Linked DNA regions of Mus musculus: region 2 is linked to region 1. A link is a contact called in ENCODE Hi-C or POLR2A ChIA-PET data. All regions are on one chromosome and are shown on one strand. The core of a region is the stretch at or near the end of the contact, and the rest is flanking DNA. Distances in the headings are between cores, read along the strand shown. Region 1 has its middle 15 kb from the start of Cldn10. Region 2 holds the start of Dzip1 (DAZ interacting protein 1).

The links. Hi-C counts contacts between places; a loop is a spot of excess contacts on that map. ChIA-PET counts read pairs that join two places held with the same protein, here RNA polymerase II (POLR2A).
Region 2: a loop to region 1 is called in a map of T-helper 2 cell, with 2.3 times the contacts of the local background. The contact joins the promoter of Dzip1 here to the enhancer-like site in region 1. A Hi-C loop is called at or near these places in 8 of 37 maps with a recorded cell type or tissue (CH12.LX, T-helper 2 cell, gastrocnemius and 3 more). POLR2A ChIA-PET finds 5 or more read pairs at or near these places in 1 of 5 experiments (Patski).

Annotation. Positions count from the first base shown.
Region 1 is chr14:118,837,352-118,841,664 of GRCm38, reverse strand. It overlaps a transcript of Cldn10 not described here. Among named protein-coding and RNA genes, the nearest start is that of Cldn10, 15 kb to the left of the region's middle. Within about 2 kb of position 2,046, at least 1 of the 3 ENCODE cell types and tissues checked has a DNase peak (open chromatin) inside an H3K27ac peak, as active enhancers do; it is gastrocnemius, where a contact is called at or near this core.
Region 2 is chr14:118,923,077-118,927,389 of GRCm38, reverse strand. Dzip1 (DAZ interacting protein 1) reads left to right here and starts at 1,920. Exons shown (of 22, transcript NM_025943.3): 1 at 1,920-2,249; 2 at 2,872-2,965; 3 at 4,223-4,313.

The sequences.
Region 1 (4,313 bases), core at 797-3,296:
TAGCTTCTAGGAAAACCGTGGTGAAGATGAGCCGTACCTTTGACTGTTTTGAAATCACACTGTTTTTAAATTGTGTACATTCTAATGTAAATAGTCCCTGCATAGATGAAATAGTGGCTTTTTCTATACAATCACATTTACCATGTGCCCTGACTACTATGATTGTAGAGACAAGCATGAGTCCCATTTTTACATATGAGAAATATAAAAGAAGCAGTAATACTTCTAAATCATTGAACTTTGGCATTATGAGTAGAAATAGCATGAGCCAGCATTATTTTCTCTTTGGGGGTGTGTGTTGGGGGGGGGCAGGGATGTTTTATGGACACGTTCATGTGGGTGTTGTGGCAGACAGCAGTTGATCCCAGAGGCATCTTCCACAATCGATCACCTTTTCTTTTTTGAGATAAGGGTCTATCATTGAACCTGGAACTCATTAATGTGGCTGGGGTGGTTGGCCACTGTGCTCTCTGTGTGTCTCTGCATGATCTTGAGCTCCGGGTTATATGCAGGTGATGGCACCTGGGATTTCAGTGGGCCACGGGGACCTGACTTAGGTCTTCATGCTGTGTTCTCCCATAGTTCCTTCTCTTGCTGCTATGGTAAAATGCTAGGGCAAGAGCAACTTACCAGAGAAAGGGTCTGTTTGGCTCATGATTCCAGGCTGTAGCAACAGGGAATCACAGTGGCAGGAACTAGAAGGAGCACCATATTAAATCCAAAGGAAGAAGAGGCATGCTATCTCCATTTTATGCAGCTCAGAGAATGGTCCTGGCCACGGTGAAGATGGGTCCCCCTCATCAATTAACTTAACCACTCAAAAACATTGTCAGAAACAAAGCTTAATCTAGACAATCCTTCCCAGGACTGGGATTTAATGGACCTGAAATCTATCTTCTCTCTTTCCCTGCCTCGTTATTAGGAGTTTAGAGCTCTGGCATGCCTAACTGTGGAGGGGGAAATAAAGACAGTGAGAGGGCATGGCTTCCTTCTGCTCTTCAGTGACAAAAAGGAAAACCAAGATGGAATGGGGGAGAAAAGGGAAAGATGAAGAGGAGGGAAGAAGGCTCAGTCTGATGCAGAGCCAAGATGGTGAAAAGATGACAGAGTGTGAGCACATATAACAGAGTGTGAGCACACATGACAGAGTGTGAGCACACATGACAGGACAGAGTGTGAGTACACATGACAGAGTATGAGTACACAGGACAGAGTGTGAGAACACATGACAGAGAGTGAGAACACATGATGGAGTGTGACCACACATGACAGGACAGAGTGTGAGTACACATGACAGAGTGTGACCACACATGACAGAGAGTGAGCACACATGACAGGACAGAGTGTGAGCACACATGATGGAGTGTGAGCACACATGACTGACAGGACAGAGTGTGAGCACACATGATAGCATGTAAGCAGACATGATGGTGTGTGAGTACACATTACAGAGGGTGAGCACACACAGTGGTGTGTGCACACATGACCAAGTGTGAGTACACAGGACAGAAGGTGAGTACACATAATGGCGTATGCACACATGATGGTGTGTGAGCACACATGATGGCATGTGAGCATACATGACAGAGTGTGAGTACACATGAAGGAGTATAAGCACACATAATGGTGTGTGTACATAAGATGGTGTATGAACACACATGACATAGTATGACCACACATGAGCAGACAGGAGAGTTGGAGTCCTGAAGAAACCTCACAGTGCTATAGAGTTTGCGCCCCTACACACACTGGCTGTTCCCCCCACTGATGTCCATTCACTCATATTGGCCTTTTGAAGACTAGGACAGGAGCCTACGATGTGTCACTCCAAAGCCCCTGTCTCTCTAACAAGAAGGAAAGGAGACACAGAGTGCAGGGAGTTTGGTTTGCTTTGTGCACACGGCCCGGTTTTCTTTAGCTCTAGCCGTGGCACCTATGTTTATTTTCATGGCTGGAATCAAGCACTTTTTAGAAGGTCCCTCAGCAGGTTAATGACAGAGCTCAATTTAGCATGCACAGCTGCTGACTTCTCAGTTGTGGCCCTGGGCCACTGGGCCACGTGGCCAATGTGCCTGGTGTTCCAGGTCACACACTTGTCAACAGCAGGGTGCTTCCTAAGCCCATTGTTGTGAAGACGTTTTATTAAGCATAACTTGTAAGAAAGACTGAACTCCCAAGCCTTGAAACCTTCAAAAACTACTGCCTAACTCCCTCAGTTCTAAGTGAGCAAGAGTCACATAGGAGTAAGAAACTGGTGGTGTTGATGTCAGTAGACAAACCCTGATACCTACCTCCCACCCCTGCAGCCAGACAAACTTTGCCCCACTGTCACTGGCATCTAAAGCATGTGTTTCATAAAGTAAATAATCCAGACATACATGAAATAGTGGTGTTGAGACCATAGGTGTGGCGCGATTGTATCTTCCCAGGTAAGAAAAGCAACCACCTTTAAGAATGAAGCCCCATCCTCACCCCTGCTTCTACTTCTCTATACAGCGAACGCACTCTATAACTAAGGATAAAGTTGAACTTCGGATTCTCCTGTTTCCTCCTTCTGAGTTGAGACACCACGCCTGGTTTTATTTTGTGCTAGCCAAGCACCAACCAGGAGCTCCATTCTTGGGCCCCTACCTTTGTACTTTTTAATTTAATTCTTATTTTTTAGAGGCAGGGTCTGACTGTGTAGTCGTGGCTGGGATGACGCTCTGTACGAAGCTCAGGCTCCTGAGCGTGGGGACTGCAGCTGTGTGCCACCACACCCAGCACTGTGTCCCATTTATCAGGGTCACTCTCCAGCATGTCAGCTCTGTTTATCCTTTTTCTTATATTTCAGAGGATGTGGCTTAAATGTGAAATGTCTCCAAGGAGTCACACCTCCACTTGGTGACTACTGTGTTACAAGGTTGCTGTCCTGTTAATTTCTGCCCGAGTGGTATGCATACCTTGCTGTCACTATAGGCCTGTCTGTGCAGCAGAGGCTCACGTCCTGTGCTTTTTTTGTGGGGAGAAAGTGCCAGGTGCAGAAGCCTGAGTTCAGAATTTAACCCAGCCACAGAAAGAAGAATCGGGCAAGCAAAATAAAACACTCCAAAATCAGCAACAAAACAACAAAAAACACGGGACCTTTCTGTTTGGAGCTGCCATTCTGGGGAGTGAATTTTTTAAAACCCTAATTCCTAAGTTTTACCTTAATTCAGACCTTTTATGTATAGGATTTGGTGAGATAAATTTCTGCTGAGTAAGGGATAGTTTAAGCACATTGCTGTAGTGTAGCATGGCTCCCCTTTGTCTGTCCTCCCATCTCCACGATTTGCATTATTGTCATGCCATCCCCTTCACTAAATGCACACAAGTCATGAAAAGACACAGGCACCGCAGAGACTAGAGACGGAAATCTATGTACCCCTCCCTTTTATCAGCCACTGCTCCCTATGTGAGGGCAGAGCTCTACGTGTGTGTGTGTGTGTGTGTGTGTGTGTGTGTGTAAGAGAGAGAGAGACAGAGACAGAGACAGACAGAGAGAGACAGAGACTGACAGAGACAGAGAGACAGAGGGGCAGAGAGAGACAGAGACAGAGAGACAGAGCCTGAGATGTGAGCAATCTTAGTGATGGGTGTGCGTGTCTGCATGTGTGTGTGAGAGACAGAGAGACAGAGACAGAGACACAGAAACACAGAGATCAGTAAACCCTCCTTTGAAAACCCTGATTAAACTTTAACTACCTTATACAAAGTCTGAACTTGATCAGGTCATGGAACATCCTATGAGCTGTGTTAGAGTAGAAGCAATCTAGAGTTAGGCGACTGTACACACAAACTTGGTGTTTCATTTAAAGTATCCTATCTTAGTTTGATTTGGTTACCCCAAACAGAAACCCCCTATCTTAAGCCTATTTCTCTACCTCAGTTCCTTTCTGAGTCTGCTCTAAAGAAGCAAAGGGCTTTTAACTCGGCCTCACAGACAGGAATGATTTCACACACGTGTCACACGCTGCTCTAAGTTACAGCAACTACAGGATTTAAACACTGGCATGAGCAACAAAATTTCATAAGTTACTGATATTATTTTTTCATGAGAAATTTGCACCCTCTTTTGGGTAAAAACCTCTAAGATGTTTAAAAGTGGTCTTTAAAGGAATGAATTAAGGGCTTAAAATAAACATGGTTTGGTTTCAGAGGCCGTGGGAAAGGAGGAGAAGTGACAGATATGGCAGTGAGGAGCCGGGGTTCACGGGGCTGCCAGGCAAAGCCATGACTGTAAGCAAAAGGAACAACGTGAAGGGGTCCAATCACAGCTCTGCGGTTTCCATTAA
Region 2 (4,313 bases), core at 671-3,170, 86 kb before region 1:
CCCGCAGCTTGGAATGTTTCATTCTCAGAGGTAACTGTTACGTATCATGTAGTTACTTTCTTGTCGCTGAGATAACAGCTGTCTTAGTTAGGGTTTTACTGCTGTGAACAGACACCAAGACCAAGGCAACTCTTATAAGGACAACACTTAATTGGGGCTGGTTTACAGGTTCAGGGGTACAGTCCATTATCATCAAGGTGGGAACATGGCAGCATCCAGGAAGGCATGGTGCAGGAGGAACTGAGAATTCTACATCTTCATCTGAAAGCTGCTAGCAGAATCCTGGCTTCCAGGCAGCTAGATGGGGGTCTTAAAGCCCATACCCACAGTGGCACACCTACTCCAACAAGGCCACACCTACCCCAACAGGGCCACATCTTCTAATAGTGCCACTCCCTGGGCTGAACATACATAAACCATAACAACAGCTGTGACCAAAAGCAACCTGGGAAGGAAAGGGCTCACTTGCTTTACATTGGCTTGGTTATCAGAACACAATCTATCAAGAAGGGAAGCCCGGGTAGTTACTTAAGAAGGAACCTGGAGGCAGAATCTGAAGCAGAGACCTCTGAGAAGTGCTGCTTACTGGCTTACTCCTCAAGTTCAATCAGATGGGAGAGGGGGAGGGGGAAGGGAGGGGAAGGGGGAGGGGAGGGGGAGAGGAGGAGGGGGAGAATGAATTCAGGATCACCTGCCCAAAAGTGGAACCACCCACAGTGAGCTGAGCCCTCCCATATCAAACAGTAACACAGGAAATGCCCCACAGACATGCCTGCAGGCCAATCTGATGGAGGCAATTCTTTAATTAGGTTCTGTATTCCTAGGTGACCATAGTTAATGTCAAGTTGATGAAAACTAACCAGCACATTATTTTGTGCTAATATCTCCCGCATTTGTGATTTCTTCTAATTCTTCGAATTGAATTTAAATAGATCTCAGTTAACTGAAAGACCAGCTATAAGATAGTTTTCAGGTTGCAAGGGTCCATGATTTGCCAAAGAATGATACCCTGGACTCAAATAGTATGTAAACGCAGAATGTTTTATTCTGCAGAAGTCCACCATGCTGGGCTCTCCCACTTCCAAGATGGAGAGTCAACCAAGTGAGCTCGCAGGCCGGATTTAAAGCACATTAAGGGATGCTGAGGTAGGTGACCTCCATCTGTTAGGTCCATCTCTATGGGCATTCCATTACCAGGGTGTGGGAGCTGGGGAGGTCTGGAAATTGTTGCTGACCCATTGTCCTTGCCTCAGACCAGCTGTCAGGGCAGCTTCTGAGGCCTGGACTTGCCTGGACCAATTGCCCAGTTCTTAAAAACAGAGATTTAGGCCTAGTCTCCTTAACTGCTAATCTGAAGCCTGCCATGGAACCCATCAGCCTAGCCTTCTCAAGGCAGAATACGGACTTCCATCAAGTGTGTTAAAAACCTAGTTCCTGCCGACTTCTGCTCTGTCATCTTGTTAGTTTCAGAATCCAACACTCATCGTGAGTGAATATCATCCCCTTAGATAGGGTGTTTTTATGAGAGGCACTATTGAGCATACGGGGATCCTTCCTCTCCAGCAGGATCATAGTTCCAACTTCAGGTTAAAGAGGCGCTCACACCTTTTCTTAGCTCTAGAGCACATCCGCATTAGACCCTTGAAGCTCTCTTTTATCTGCAGGCATCTCCAGCTAAAATGCAACTTTTCTGGGAAGAAAAATCACAGCTGCCCTTCAGAGGAATCAGCGAGCTGAAAGAGAGAATTACTACCCTGTAGAAGTGAATCTGGGTTCTTTTTGAAAAAGTCTTCCCGGGGCTAGCACCCAGAGCCAGCAACAGAGCTCAGCGTAGCATCACGTGTCTGCAGCAGCTGCGGGATTGGAGGAGCGTTTTTTTAGTGCTGCGGTCTAGGCGCGGGCGGTCCCGCCCAGCTGCCAGAGGAGCCGGGTAAGCGGAGAGAAGAGGCCACCAGAAGACCGTAGAGGGGAGGGGGCGGGAGGGGGGTGGGGCAGCCTTAACCACCCACGGCCTGGAGCCTGGGAGGACAAGGAGCGACGCTGGGCTACCCGCCTCGTCACAACTTGCCCGGACCAGACACGCTTTATCTTGCGCCCTGGAAGAAGGAGCCGCCTGCCTCTTGCTGCTCAGTTGCTCCTCGGCCTCGGCGAGCCCCGCCTCTGCGCCAGCAGCAATCCCGGGATCTGGATCCCCCGTGACTCCCCGTGCCTTGCAGCGCCCGGCTTTCGCCCAGGAGCGCGCAGCTGGGGTGAGCCGAGGTCTAGGATGCTCCGGGCGTCCGCCGGACTTCAGCCACACAGAGCATCTCGCATCTCTGTTGGCGAAGTCGGGCCTTCTTCCCTATTCTGTCTGCTGAGATCCGCAAGACTGCAGATCTGCAGCTCCCCTCAACCCGGCTTCCCAAGCCTTTGTCTTTTCGGGTTCATCAGGCCAGCAGTACAGTGCAGTGTGCCCAGAACATAGGCTGCACAGGATTGGGAACCCAGTCTGGGGTGGGAGTAGGGGAACAGGAAAGTATGCCCCCTGCCTTCCTGTTCCGGCCATCTTGTGGAGGATTCGACCTAGGGGGTAAGGATGGCTAACCGCAGATGCCCTAAGCTCATGGACTGCCAAGACCTTGGGCCTGCACCGGTTCTTACTGGGTCTGCTGCGGAAGCGCGGGAGCCTCTCCCAGGTTCAGCTAGAGAGCCTTTGGAACAGAGCAAAGGTTCACCCGTTTAGCAAGGCAAAGGCAAAGAAAATAGGAGGGTATGGGCCTGGAGCCATTATCTTTTTTACTGAACACCTAAGTCAGTCGACCGTTTTTTTGATTTTTGTTTTTTGTTTAATTAACCAAGCACATTCTAAACGCCCTTTCCTTTCTGCACTAGGTGCTTGAAACACAGCGGTGAGCGACACACCTCCCCTGTTCCCGCTGATCCTGCCAGCCCAGTGGATGGAGCCCAGAATCCACAAACCTGCCAGGTCCGTAACCCACACGGGGAAACTGAGGGCTAAGGTCAGCAGATGTGTTCTAAGCTAGGCATCAAATACATGAAAGAACCAGTCTTTAAAACGGTCTATATTCTTAGGGCTTCTGTGCTAGGTTGCAGTAAAATGTGATTTTCTTATTGCCTCAGAATCTTGTGAATGTGTGCCTTATATGAAGTGTATGTTTTATTTCCTGGACACTTTCATGTGGATTTATTTATATTACTATGGAAAGTGCTCAAAATAGTTGGTTCCAACTTTACTTCCAGATAGTTACTGTGAATTGTATTTTCCTTTCTTCTGTTCACGTATTTGGTTGTTAGGAAAGAAAAAAATTTTCCTGATGGTTGGTCCAAGCAGGGCCTCCCTGGTGGATTGAGGAATGCCTGGCTTTTCCTCAGCTCCTTGATCCCGGAGGTAACCACAGGCAGCCTCCAGAAGACCCCTACAATGAGAGGCCTGGGGTCTGCAAGTCGCTGCTAGAATTTTTTAAAGAATGCAGCACCAACACAGATTTGTAAGGTAAATACTGTAGCCCGGTAAATCTTCATAGAAAGCTGAAGGTCGAAGATCCCATCCGTTTTTAACTTCACCGTTTTAAGATATGTTGAATGACATTTTTTTTTAATTTCAAAAATGGAATGGCAAGCTATTGCATACACTGGGCGAGTTATCTGGTTTGTGTTCTGACAAGTTGTCAACGCTGAGCTGCCAGCCCACAGAGGGAGAGCAAGACCTTTTAAAAGAACGTTGGAAGTAAGGCATTTAGAGAGGCTGAGGAAAGAACAAGTGTAACCTTACTGTGGAGTAATGCACAAAACGCATCCTTAATTTTAAAAATACAATTCCATTAAAGTTGGCAAACGTCGATGCATACATCCGCATAATTAATACCACAGTCAAAATACAGAACGCCCCACCCCAGATTTTCTTCCGGTCCTTAACCCCTCACTTAACTTTATACTTACTTTGTTGCTACACGTTTCCCCAACCTGTGAAAAAAAGACAAATGTGTATTTCTAATCTCAGAACCTAACGCTAGCATAGGGATGGATGGCCAGAAGACCACAGCTAGGACTTGGAGACGTGACCCCACGCATGTTTTAGGGACTCAGTGGGCCCCCTCTTGAAACCAGGGAGGGTGGTGTCAGGGAAGGTGGCGGCCAAGAGATGCCCCACCACACAGGTAGACGAGTCCTGTGGCGTCTCCTGCTGGTCCAAGAGGTCTTCTCTGTCCTTCTGGTCCCACAGGTCCCTGGGCGCATGCTGAACGCGCGTGGGCGGACACGCCCTGTACTCCAGGTCGGGGCAGGGCGCTGCCATAGCAACGTCCTGGACGCCC